2 separate regions of the Homo sapiens genome follow, and region 1 is linked to region 2. The links are chromatin contacts, found by Hi-C or POLR2A ChIA-PET in ENCODE. All regions are on one chromosome and are shown on one strand. The core of a region is the stretch at or near the end of the contact, and the rest is flanking DNA. Distances in the headings are between cores, read along the strand shown. Region 1 overlaps RCAN2 (regulator of calcineurin 2). Region 2 overlaps CLIC5 (chloride intracellular channel 5).

Evidence for each region. Hi-C counts contacts between places; a loop is a spot of excess contacts on that map. ChIA-PET counts read pairs that join two places held with the same protein, here RNA polymerase II (POLR2A).
Region 1: a map with no recorded cell type shows a loop between it and region 2 (2.5-fold over the local background). The contact joins two enhancer-like sites. A Hi-C loop is called at or near these places in 1 of 37 single-sample maps with no recorded cell type. POLR2A ChIA-PET finds 5 or more read pairs at or near these places in 1 of 52 experiments (WTC11).

Annotation. Positions count from the first base shown.
Region 1 is chr6:46,266,071-46,273,166 of GRCh38, forward strand. All of the region lies in intron 2 of RCAN2 (regulator of calcineurin 2), which reads right to left. LOC105375079 (a long non-coding RNA gene) reads left to right here. Exons shown (of 5, transcript XR_001743802.3): 5 at 649-1,370. Among named protein-coding and RNA genes, the nearest start is that of ENPP5, 99 kb to the left of the region's middle. Within about 2 kb of position 3,586, at least 2 of the 41 ENCODE cell types and tissues checked have a DNase peak (open chromatin) inside an H3K27ac peak, as active enhancers do.
Region 2 is chr6:45,950,968-45,957,812 of GRCh38, forward strand. CLIC5 (chloride intracellular channel 5) reads right to left here. Exons shown (of 6, transcript NM_016929.5): 2 at 4,168-4,277. Among named protein-coding and RNA genes, the nearest start is that of CLIC5, 61 kb to the right of the region's middle. Within about 2 kb of position 1,802, at least 4 of the 41 ENCODE cell types and tissues checked have a DNase peak (open chromatin) inside an H3K27ac peak, as active enhancers do.

The DNA of each region.
Region 1 (7,096 bases), core at 2,336-4,835, 320 kb after region 2:
AGGTCACAAGTCTCTAGACCTACTAATTTAGAATCTTTATCTCAGCAAGACCCCCCAGATAATCAGTAGCCCATTGAAGTTTAAGAGGTACCAGTTTAGAAGACATGGGTTGGACCATTTAAGACCTAAGCACTTCCTGACTCTGAATAAACTGATTTATACAATTGTGCTACTGAGAATTACCAGTACTGTTCTTGGGTGTTAATAGTTTTCAGCTCTTTGCATTAATTAATGCATTAACGCTTGTAGACTGGTTTGTTCTTACAATCACGACATTGTTTTTCCTTTGATTATTATCATGTTATCTGCACGTTCTTTATTTTGACTGAGTTTTCTCCCCACTACAAAGAGGGAACACATTGGGTAGGTGGGACACTGTTGGAAGTTCTCATGAACAAGTGAAGAAGAGAATGTGCAGAGACATTCAAATAGTACAAGCTTTGACCTGAGCTGATTGGTAATGTGACCCCCAATCTGCCTAGGAGTATCCCCGGAAGAATTTATTTCTGCTGTTTTGTGTTGCCTAATCCTGGTACATTTAAGATGAAGCAGTACATCCATGAGAATGAGACCATCCTCAGGCTTTGCGTCATGGATATAAGCAGCAGATTCCCTGATCTCACTCAATTGTAACTACTTTTCCCACAGGGTCCCAGTGATCAAGCTTTGTCTCCAGCATCATTTTACCCTTTATTCTTGGAAGGGACACTGGAGGCGACTGATTCCAACCCCTCGACTTGAAAGTTGAAAGATGCAAAGCACAGAGCAGGGGATGACATGCTCAAGGCCCCATCACCAGTCGGAGGCAGACCTGCATAGAACTTGGGACATAAATGTAGGCACACACAAAACCCAGAGACATTCCACCGACATTTAAAATCAAGAATCCTCCCTGATATAGTATGACCTTGTAAATGATGCAAAGGGTTTGAACAATTCAAAACAAACAAACAAACAAAAAAACAGGTCTAGGATAAGTTTTTTCAAAATCATCAAATATAAATTTCAACCCAATTTTTTAATTTCATAAAACCAAGGTTAAAAGAGGTTGAGTGATTAGTTAAAAGTTATGGGCAAGTGATGGTAACGTCAAGCCTCTAATTCATATATTTGCCAAGCTCTAGCTTTGAATGATATTGTAACTCGAAAGGAATAATGTTGTTCTTTTTAGAAAATAACATGGTCATGGTAGACCACTTGGAAAAATATACATAAACATAAGGACAAAGTGACCCATACATTAAAGATAATCACTGTTAATATTTTTATTAAATGAAAAGCATTACATGTAACTTTACCTAAGTTTATCAGAAAAAAAGAATTAAAGAGGGTCGGTATGGTGGTTCACGCCTATAATCCCAGCACTCTGGGAGGCCAAGGTGAGAAGATCACTTGAGCCCAGGAGTTTGAGACCAGCCTAAGCAACATAGGAAGACCCCATCTCTGCAAAACAAACAAACGAAAACGAGGTGGGCATAGTGGCATGCACTGGTGGTCCCAACTACTTGGGAGCCTGAGGTGGGAGGATCATTTGAGCCTGGGAAGTTGAGGCTGAAATGAACCATGATCATGCCAGCCTGGGGAACAGAGTGAGACCTTGTGTAAAATAAAATAAAATAAGAAATGTAAGAAATATGAGAAATTGCTGACTTTCAGAAAAAGATTTCTTTAAAACAAGAAATATTCATTTCCTGAAGGAGTCTTCTATACTTTAAATACAAATCTCAAGAAAAATAAATTTATGTTTCTAGATGTAAAATCTGTCATCTGTCTTAAGAAAATCAGAAGATGTTATAATACCGATATCTAAATAAAATTTTAAGACTTCTATTTTCTAATTTAAAAACAACCTGAGCCTACTTAAGAATAAAATCATGGAAAAAGGCAAATTTATAAAATATTATATAAAAGTAACAAAAGCAGTGGTAGAAAAAAAAATAGCCACATAGAGAAGTAACTGTAATGGTCATATATGCAATAAACAAAAAATAAATTTACAAGAACAGTTAGTGACTCTCTTAATTCCAACTCTAAGTTTCTTGACCTGTGGGAGTTTGGATTTGCTGTTTCAGAAAACACCATTTTATTCACTTCATTAACGGCACAAATTTTTACTCGCTTCATTAAACAATCATGTCTGTCTCATTTTTTTCCTCCTAAAATTCCTAAATGCATTTCTACTGGTGTTGAAGAGAGCAGACATAAGCCATTATCTCATTGGTAACTCCACAAAATTGAACTTCCAGGTTCCTAATTCTATCATTTGTGTTATTATAGCAAATGTGTTCTTTAATAAAGTCATTCATCATAGAACCCTCTGAGTTGGTGTCTCACTTTCAATGGATCGGGTTTTTCACCTGCTGTATAATGGTCATAACTGGATTTCTCTTCATCTAAATCTGGGGTTATTTCAGCTGTTTCATGTATCTCATATCTTCCTCTTTCTTGGAGTAACATTTTACATTGTGTGAGAAAACATCTTTGAGTAGGCCCTCTCCTCCCATGATAGTGACAGGTGATAAACATTTCAAGTCATTGACTGGCCAAATACGTGTGTATCACACTAGACTGATAGTTTGACTTAGAACATAATCCAGGTTAAGAATCACTTCAATTTTCCCCAGAATATGACTCCATTGTTTTTTAGCCAACTGTGTTATAGAAGACAAGTGAGATCCTGGCCTTGTTTTGTCTTTGGAAGCTTTACAGAATTTCCCTAATTTTGGAGTTCAGAACTTTTAGTAAAATGTGACTAGATGTGTGATTTTTTTCCCCATTATTTCTGGAAGGCAGGGGTCAGCAAACTAAGCCCAGTCTGGCCTGATGCTTATTTATGTTTAATAAGGTTTTGTAGGAAAACAGTCACGTATTGTGTTTTTGTTACATATTGAAGCTTTTGTGCTGCAATACAGTCAAGAAATATTACCTGCAAAACTTAAACTACTTACTATCTGGTTCTTCACAGAAAAAAATTTGCTGACTATTCCTATAGAGCATTCAGTGGGCTCTTATTGTGTCTTTGTTCATAGTTTCTTCACACTCATATTTAGATAATTTCTTCCTCTCCATTGCTTCTACTACCTTCCTTCAGCATTCCTAGTTGGATATAGAATTTCTTGCATCTATTATCTGTTTTTCTTTTCTTCCATATTTTCCATCTCTTTGTCTTTTGACTCTGTATTCTCAGAATTCCTTTCACATTATTTTTCAGATCATTAACTTATTCTTCAGTTAGGTCCATTCAACTCTTCTGCTAAATTTTCCAATAAATTTTGCCAGCACAGGGACGCTTATTTTGTTATATCTCTCTTTTTCACAGCAGCTGTGTTCTTGTGTTACAGCTGTCATAGCCTGTTAAATCTTTCTGCGAATATTAAATAGATCTCTTTTTTAAAAAAGATCTTGTCTACTTTCTGCATAGCTCTGAATACTCTAGGTCACCTGTGCTCTTGGTTTATCTCACTAGTTATGTATCTTGCTGTTGGTTCTTCTCAAGTGCGTGGAGATCCTTGGTCATGCATTCACAACATTAGAATGAAGCTAGTAAGTAAAGACGGCTGGAGGAGTGCCAGCTGCAGCTGTGCAGATACAGGCCTTTCTTGGATGGTAGGCTGAGGCCTGTGAGTGGAGGTTTTGTGTACAGGAGCTTCATTTAGGAGTGCTGTCAGGATCAACACCTGTGGAGACCTGAGGGACCCAGGATTGGGCAGAGGGAGGACTTGAACTCAATGCAGTCCCAACAAAGGTCTCTGCAGATTCAAGGTGGCAATGAGGGGAGGGGTACCCTTCACAGGCACCCCCAGTTCAGGATCTTATGTTCCCCTCTCCTCTCATGGAGCAGTCACAGGTCGAGAGCTATCCCTGGGGAGGGAGCATGGCCCTGGGAGGTGATGCCAGCTCTCCAAGGCTAAGGGCTATTCTCATGCAGGGACTCAGCTGAGAACATTCAGCTGTCCATAATTTAGAGGTAGCGAATGATTGCTGCGGGCCTGCTTGAGGATCTGGGCTGCTCATCACAGCTTCACTACACCCTGGATGGGAAGACTGGGGGCTTGGGCTTGTGGGTGGGAAGTGCTGACAGGCTTCAGGACACAGAAGCCAGGAGGAGTCAAGTGAGTATAGGGCCCCAGGACTAAGCCCACCAGAGTGGCTTTACTCTGGGGCAGGTAGAGCCTGCTGCAGGCAGAGGAGAGAAGCGCTGACTCTGAGGGCTGCAGGAGTGCCGGGACCTTGCTGAGGGGCAATGGGCCTCCGCACCATCTGGATGATTCTTTTAGGCCATTCGATGCTCCCACTTTGTGCCATGCTCACAGACCACCCTCTCATTGCTGATTCCTGTGGAGGGTTCCCCTCGGCTCTTCGAGGTTGCAGCTGGCATCGTGGAGAAGGTGGGCCCCAGAGTCAGACTGAGCTTCTCGTCAACCAGTGATGTGTATTTACTCGTTGTGTGTGATTGGCTGTCTTCTCAGATGGTTCCCAGTGATCCTCACATCCTGCTATTCATGCCCTTATGCAAGCCCCTCCCTTTGAATATGGGCTGGATGTAGGGATTTGCTTTAAATAATACAATCTGTCAAAAGTGGTGGGCTGTCACTTCTGAGAGGAATGCACACAAAAAAACTGTGACTCCTCGTTTTATTCTCTCTGGCTCCTCTCAATGGCCTCTTCTGATGAAGCAAGCTGCTGTGGTGTGAGTTGCCCTCTGGAGAACCCCACATGGCAAGGAACAGGGGGTGACCACCAGCCAACAACCAGAGAGGAACCGAGGCCCTCATCCAACAGCCTGTGAGGAGCTGAATCCTGCTAACAGCCACTGAGTGAGCTTACAAGTGCTTCCTTCCCCAGTCAAACCTTGAGATAAGACTGTAGCCACAGCCAGTTCTGTGATACATCCTTGTGAGAGTCCCTGAGCTAAAGACCCAATTAAGTCATGCCTGGATTCCTGATTCATACATACTGTGAGAGAATACACGTGTTGTTTTAATCCACTGAGTTTTGGGGCAATTTGCTACCTATTTGACAGAGTTTTCCAGAGAATCAGAACCAACAGGATGTGTATCTGTCTGCCTGCCTGCCTATCTCTCTATCTGTCTGTCCATCCATCTATTTAATGAGAGAAAGAGATTTATTCTAAGGAAGAGGCTCATGGGTTTATGGAGGCTTGACAGGGCTGAAATCTGCAAGGTAGGCCAACAGGCTGGAGAGGTAAGATGAGTTGCAGCTCCAGTCTAACGACAGTATAATGACAGACTTCTTAGTCACAGAGGTCAGTCTTTGTTCTATTAAGGCCTTCAACTGATTGGATGAAGCCCACACACGCTATGAAGGTTAAACTGCTTTACTCAGAGCCCACCAATTTAAATGTTAATCTCATCCAAAAAGCACCTTCACGGAAACATCCAAAACAATGTTTGATCAAACATCTGAGCACCGTGGCACTGCCAAGTTGACACATAATTAACCATCTCAGCTACCCAACCACAGACAACAAATCCACTGGTGAACTAAGGCCAGTACCTAATCCCACCACATTTCCATCCCTGCAGCTGTATAACAAAAATTTGAAGATTATCATAAAAATTAGATAACAGGATACTTGCAAAGCACTTGGCACATGGTGCTCAGTAAATGTTGGTTTCTTTCTCTTTTTTCTTGCTTCCTTTCCCTTACTCGTGGTAGTGGTAGTAGGGATAACCTGGATAATGTTCACGATTATTCTGGGAAGTAGAAAGAAGTACATCTCATGCTGAATTAACACATAATACTGTATTTTGTACACCAGTCTCTTTTAGGTTTAACTGTTTCCCCATCTCTGAAAAACTAGCCAGTGTCATGTGCACCACTATAATGAGCAGCCAAGTAGGTGACGAGACTCTGTGCTGTAGTAATTGGGCCAAGGTAAAGCCAGCCTTTAACACTGTTCAGATTTCAGATATAAGCTTTATATCACAAAACAATAACAGATATTATCACTTTTTAATTGTGAAGAAGTTAAGAACCTTGCCAAAAGCCACTCAGCTAGTGACAGTATAGCTGGGATTTTAACACCAATGTTTGTCTCTGAAGCTTGTGCCCTTTTCTATCAAATGCTTGCACAGTTCTGTCCATTGTTATACAAAATAGCCAATATTGCTAAAAAGATGAACATGGCAAAATATTATTATCTTAATGATCACCTAAAGCTTCAAAATGGAGTTAAATATGGGTTACACCCTTTACAAGGGCGTTCTACTTCTACCTGCCCCTCACCTTCAGCCGAGTGAAACCGATCACATCCTCCTTAGACTCTCTACTGAACCTTGTACATTCTGTCATCATAGAACCTGTAACAAGTTATTGTGCTTCTTTAAAGAGTCTACCCCTTGTGAAACTATTGCTGGCCTCTTGAAATAAGGGACAATGACTTAATCCTGTTAGGTGGTAGGTTTATAGAGGTTTATTTCATTATGCTTCACAACTCACATATATATAGATGCATAACTACTTTTATGTATATTAAATGTCACACAATACATAAAACAAAACAATTGGAAAAAGATACATCAAAATGTTAAAATGCTTTTCTGTTATAAAACTGTGTTAACATTCTTTGTCTTTTTGGTCATACTCTTTAATTTTTCTGTAAACATGTAATGTTTAATTGGAAAAAACAAATGTTAAAAATAGGACTTTTTTGAATTAAGATAATAATTTTCAGTCTGTATCACTCCTAGAAGAAACTGATTTCGTAAGTTCATTTTATATTCAACAGATACTTTGTTGTAAAAGTATAGACTCTTTCCTTTTTCATTTGGTCCTCAGTTTGTCTTTTGCAAGTTTTAAATGGAGGTTCCAAGATGTTATGAATAAGTTCCATGTTCACCGTATCTAAGCCCCTCTAAGCGTCTTTCATTGTAGCTGTTTTGCTTAGAGTTTAAAGGTGTCTGATCTTTACAAATATTCTTCAATATTTTACCTGTCCTGCCTTATATAAGCCTTCATGGACCTTAGCTATGTCTGTGTTTGTTTTTGTTTTAAGGAATGGTACCCAAAGCTGTGGTATTTTGAATTTCAGGAGTTGCGGTTCCAACATCTTGGAAGTGGGCAGCTCACGCTC
Region 2 (6,845 bases), core at 552-3,051:
TTATCTTAAGTTAAAAACAATTTATTTTCTAAGTAAATGCAACTTCTGCTTTGTGATGGGATTCAAATAGATCACTTGATTTATGAAAGTTATTTCTTCTTATAGCAAACTTTGCTGGGCCCAGTAGGATCTTTTAGGTAACACATACATATATATGTAATAGGCAGCAAATTTGCTCCCTAAGAAGACAGAAAGCTCTTTGGTGTGCCTGTTAGTTTCTGGGTCAGACACTTAAAGAAATCCAAGATAACCAAAGCAACAGTGCATTTCTCCCCCCTGGGAAAGAGGAGACCCAAGAGTCCTAAATTATCCTGAAAGAAAGGCCTAGATGATGGAGAAGTGGGTGAAATTCTGGAACGCAGTCCCAATTGAATGAATGAACAATTAATTAACTGAACAATTAATTGAACTTCCTGCACTTAGCCCACAGCAGTGCTAAGTGGCATTTCTGGCGTGCACTGGGGAGCACACTGACTACCTGCAGGAAGGCCAAGTGCAGTGGAAAGGAAAGTGGCCTTGTGTTTGACACGGCTAGGTCCTGTTAATATCCAGGAGTGTGCTTCTGTGTCTGCGCCAGCTGGTCAGAATGCAAGAGCAAGAATGGAGCAAAATGAGGGGGAAGAAGGTTTGGCAGATTGGGGAAAATGGGAAAGGGGAGGGTTACACTAAAAATGTTTAGGGAAGAGGAGGGAAAATGGTGGCGACTTCCAAGACGGTGCTGGGATTCACCCCAAATGCTCTCTCTGAGAATGCCACATTTCTTGTGGGAGTCGGGAGTGGAAAACATTAAACGCAGAAACTGTAAAAAAAGTAAACAGTGGGAGTAGAGGAGTCTGTAATGAAACAAATTCCTGGCGTAATCAGTTTGGGAGGGGAAGAGAAGAATTTCAATTACTGTGCTACTCCCATGTCCCTCCCCAAACACACACACTCTCCAGCTGCATTCTGAGGCACTTGGAACTCAGACAACTGAGACGGAAAGTATTTTTAAAATCTAATTTACTTAGTCCCTTTATTTACTTTGTGCATGTCCCTCATTTTAGACAATGAAAGGACATTCTTTATTTGCTCCTGTTTTTTAGAGCTGACACAAGGCAGCAACGTGTGTGCTCTCAGTCACCTCTCTGTGGCTTACAGATACAGGAATGTGTGGTGGTGGTGATGGTGGTGGTGGTGGGTTTTTTCCTGGGATTCTGGAGAATTGTGGCCACTGGAGTCAGACGCCCTTGGGAAGTACTGCCTATGGCCACCGACGCTTAGCTAGAGTTGCAGCCCTCTGTCTTTGTTGACCCTGCTTCAGTATTTATAGTTGAGACTATATCATTAGCATTGGATGACGTATTGCCAGGTATGATTTATGAATTATGTAATGAGGATCGGTCTTCTTTTCCTTACTGGATTGCCAGCTCCATGAACCCAGTGATAATTCTAAGAATAACCAACATGCAACGAGTTCTTGCTATGAGTCAGGTACAGGACCAATTGCAAATGTTTTACATGGCCTGCCTCGATAAATTCTCACAATAATCCTATTGATTAAGAAGACACTGTCTCCATTGTACAGATGAGGAAACTGAGGCTCTGAAAAGTTCAAGATTATTCAGTCACTAAAGTGTAGTGCCAGGAAAATAAATCAGTTTTCTTAGAAATTAATGTGTGTGTTCATGGGTAGAGGGGGCAGTAAGAAAGTTTCCTTATCTGTAAAAATGGAGTGGTGCTACATGCCTGGTCTACGTCAAAGGGGTGTTGGCTGGACCAGGTGTGATCATGTGAAGGAGGAACCAAACCATCTGAAGCACGCGGGCAGGGGTGGTTCCCTCTCCCACTCTCTTCTCCAGCAAACATACAAGTCCTCTCTCACACATGGTAATCCAAACACCTCCAATTCTGCACTGAAGGAAGCTGCTTTTTCATAAGTCTGCTGCTCTCTTTAGTTATCACAGACATTAATTGCATAGTGGATGCAAGTTCATTTATTTGACAGATAGTATTTGAGGACCTGTGAAAAACTAGTTTCTATGGAGGATACAAACAAACTTAAAACACGATTCCAGTCTGTCCTTGAGGGATTGAAGGTCTCATTTGAAAGATGAAACAAACTTCATAACTGAGGTATTATGAAGAGCATAGTATTTGAACCAAGCAGATGGCGTTTAGCCCCTCTAATTTCTAGTTGGCATCTTGGGCGAGTCTCATATATATCTGTCTCAGTTATTTCTCAAATAACACGGAGAAGTAAGACCTCCTTCACAGGATTATACATTATGTGATTTTTTTTTAATGAGAAAGCATTTACCAGTTGTAAAGCATTAGGGGTGCAGACCTCAGAACTTGATGAAACACTAAATCACGACACAAGGCAACATAGACAACAGGTGCTGGGTGAGTCTGGAGGGAGGTTGGGTTGACAGGTGTGCTTGTATGAGTGTGGTGGGATGGGTATGAGTAGGCCTTACAGAGGGGATGGGCTGAAGCTGAGCCTGGGGCCAGGGACAAGAAGGAAGAGAGGGCCTGTTTTAGACAGAGGATGCAGTTCTGCCAAGGGATGGAGGCTCAAAGGAAGAAGAACAGCAGAAGGCAGGCCAGCCTGACAGAGTAGACAGGTCACGGTGAGAAGTGTTGGGAAAGAGTGTTGGGAAGAATGAAGGAAAAGACAAATCGGGGCTTCGGATGCATCAAGTCCATGGACAATGGGAAACATCAAAGGTTTCCTGTGCATGAAAGTGGCCTGATTAAAGCATTATTTTAGGAATAATAACCTTAGAATCACATAAAGGATGGGTCAGAGAGAGAGAAAAAGAGAATGTGTGAACCTGGAAAGATGAAGACCAGTTTGAAGAACAATGAGACTCTCAGGGTGGCAGTGGTGAGACTTGAACCAGTTGTAGGCTTTGAGAATGAAAAAGAGAGTTTGGAGGAAGAGAGAGTGCAATAGGAGAATGCTCTAGACTTGGCTACTGATCAACAATGAAGGCAGCAATAGAAAGGAGCAGGAAGTGTTTAGTGCCTAGAAAATAGAAGAAAAAGACCAGGAGCAGTGGCTCACGTCTGTAATCCCAGCACTTTGGGAGGTCGAGGTGGGTGGATCACAAGGTCAGGAGTTCAAGACCAGCCTGGCCAAGATGGTGAAACCCCGTCTCTACTAAAAATACAAAAATTAGCCTGTCATGGTGGCATGTTTCTGTAATCCCAGCTACTCGGGAGGCTGAGGCAGAGAATTGCTTAAACCCAGGAGGCAGAGGTTGCAGTGAGCTAAGATCGTACCACTGCACTCCAGCCTGAGCAACAGAGTGAGACTCTGTCTCAAAAAAAAAAAAAAAAAAAGAAAGAAAAGAAAATAGAAGAAAAAAGGAGTTCAAGAAGAGCTCAACTCAGAGGAAAAGGATACAAATTGATGTATGCAATGTTAGACATACATGATAAGAGAACATCCAAGTGAAACTATCTAGATGATAGCAGGGCTCTGGGTGTAGAACAATTCACATAAAGATAACAAGGAGAATATGCCAAGCTCACCAGGGATGAAGGTAGAGGCAGAAGATGAACACTTATGGGGTGAGCCTCGAGCTGTTCCACATTTAAACAACAGGTAGAAGACAGGAAACAGAATACATTCTGTAGGAGTGAAAAGAGTGTGGCTCCTGGTGTTTGTAAGTCATTAAACTGCACTCTAAAAACAGAACAGTAGTTGCTTTTCGTCCAAGCCTGTAATCTAGAACTGTCACACTGAGGACTTCTAAAGCTGGGAACATAGCATGGGAAAGGGTCTAGATCACAACTCTCTGAAGACTCAGACTCTCACACCTGAAGTCCTGCTAGGGTCCCACGGATGATGGCCTTAGTACTACTGAAATGACTAATCCTATGTTTTTAGATGTCTGTGCCCATATGTGCACCAGAAACTTAGTTGCAATGCCATTGTCCATTCCTTGCTTCTTCTTTGCTAATCGTAACTTGCTAATCGGGTCAGTGAAGTGCTGGGCACCAAGTGAAATACTTGCCTTTGCAGACTCTCTTGTAGCTAAGACTGGATCCTGAGACACAGTTCTGGACAATGACGTGTGAGCAGGGGGCTGCTGGGAGCCACGGAAGGCTTTTGCCCTCCTTCATGGAAGGTTCTCTGTTCATGCAGCTAAACATACTCCTCATTTATGCAACGTACGTTACCTTTTCAGATCCACAGTGGTGACATTGAACACGACTCCTTTCAGCCAGAGGATCATGAAGAGGCGCTGAGAGAAAGGACAGTTGCCGATGCTTTCTCCATCGATTCCAGCCTGGAAAGAAGAGAACCAGTGTCCTGAGTGGGCAGGTGCAATTAGCAAGGGGAACATAAGATTGTAACACCCAAATGCAGGTCTGAGGAGACCTTACTAAAACCATGTCCCAGCAACTTCAAAGGGCGGTAGCCTGATATTATTAGTTTTTGCCTTAATGTCCACGCAGGGCAATGCCTGGCAGCATGTAAGGGCTCAATAAATACTTGCTGAATTGAACTTGATGATTATGCAGAATCATAACTTTATGAAATCATAGAACCCTTGGGGTAAAAATAGACCTGCAACATCACTTAGTCTGACACAAATGATATTGGAATGCCAACATCTACACCCCCAAGTAATCATCTAGTTTCTGCTTGAATATCTCCACTGACCAGTCAGTTGTATTAATATCTCTCAAAGCAGTTCATTCTGAGGATTGCTCTAACAATTAGAAATGCTTTCCTTCGGCTACCTAGCCAAAATATGTTCCTCTGTAGTTTACCCTCCCCCACCCCTCAGTCCTTGGATGTCATGAATATAAATATCTCAGACTTTGATCCCATCTCCCTATATGGAGGCTAATCAGGAAGCTCAAGGCTTTAATCAATACACCACTTAGTTCTGGCTAGTACTTGGCCTTCACTGTCAATAATCCATTCATTTGTTACACTTTTACTCAACAAATACATATTGACTATCAGTTATGTGCAAGACACTGGAGAAAATTAGCCAGGGGATTGAAAATTGAATTCCTCCAAGGAGCTTATGGCCTTCTGTAGGTGGGCTTGGGGATAAGACAGGAACATATGTAAAAATAACAGAATTATTATTGGGTGTTCTGTGCTTCTGTCATTTCATTTCCCTTCCTCAAAACAGTAGGCTTTTTTAGGTCTGAAAAGCAAGTCCATCTTTACTGCACTTCTGAGTGGGCTGCAGATCCCTGAATTTCATAAAGAATTAATTTCAAGCAAACCTATGAACAAACAAAAAAGGTTGGGGAATTGGTCTCTGTAGAATTCATTTCCATAGGGTGGTTTATTGGCCCCCAACATAATACTTAGAGGAAGAAATAACCCATTTGCTCCAGACTCTGATGTTGGCTGCCCTGGAAACCATGGCCCCCGCAGGTGGCCTGGCAGGGCATTCCACTGACAGGAAGGGCCTGTGTGGGCCAGGGTACTGAAGACTCGTACAAAGCTGTAAACAATCCGACCAATATCCAGGAATGGGGGCTTACTGAGTTTTTTTTTTTTTTTTTTCAAAAGAAAGGGAGAAAACAAATGCGTTCTCGAAGCTCAACACACTGTTTTCTCCCTTGAGGTTTGTTTTGCTATGGCATTCAGATGGGGAGGCAGCGATGCCTTCTTTCATACATTAGAACCTCATTGTGTGCTTTTTTCTACCTTGCAAATTGCTCCCAGCAGGGGCTCAGGTTTATAATGGAAAACTGGAACTTTTGACAGTGTTGGCTGCATGTAATTGCTATGAAATTACAGTTATTTTACCTCCCTCTTAACTACACCAAAAGCCCCACTCCCTATTCAGTTCTCACTTTTCCTCAGTGCTGGAAGCAGACCCACCCCTGAGTCTTGAGAAAGCACGGACTCCGTTATATAAAATGGGAAAGGTAGGAGGGTACAGTGTGGGCGCTACACCTTCCCACGGAGGTAAAGTTACCAATAAAGCATGCTCAGACAGGTGGCTATCAATTTAATAATAGCTTGGTGCTAACTTGAGTTTATGATGTACGTTCCCTAGGAACTTCTCAAGAAGCACTTGACAGGTACCAGGTTCTCGGTCCTTTAAGACATCCCGACACAGGAAGAATTTCCCCAGGGCCAGTTATGGTGGAAGTAACAAGAGGAGAACTGAAGAAAAAAGCAAAAACAAAAACAGAAGCCAGATCCATATACTGTTATCTGTTTTCCTCTGGTGGTGGTGGTGGGAGGATAAGGGAATTGAAGGAGGAACTAGCAAAATAGTGGACTTCTCAACTACATAAAAAATTCATATAATAATAATGTTAATAATAACATATCTATATTGTCAGGCATTGTTCTAAAGGATTTACATATGTTATTAACTTGTTTATTTCTCCTGAGAAGCCTGTGAAGTGGGATATTTTCAGCTTTTACAAATGTGGAAATGGAGGCACAGAGAGATAAAATAACTGGCCTAAGGTTATCATCGTGGTGAAACCAGGACGAACGCAGGTGGTCTGGCTAGAGATCCAGTGCTCTGAGCTGCATGCCTGGAGCCAGCCTGAGGGTCCAGCCAGGTAACAGGTCCTCCCCAGGTGCTGGGGAGGGCTGGTGTTGAATTGTATGGACATCCTCTGGTCAGTGTGCAATCAGCTATGCCAGGAGCATAGGGCATGGTATCCTTCATGGCTCCCTACATTTTCATTATGTCTTATTAATCTTGTATTAAACTATGATTCTGGGTTTAGTAAACAAAAATTGTCAAAGACCAATAGAAATATGCGAGGATGCTACCATTTACTTTCACTGTCTGGGTGTCCCTCTTTCAGCTTCTTCTATTCCCCTTCAAATCCCAACAGCCTTGCGGCCCTAAGAAATTGTT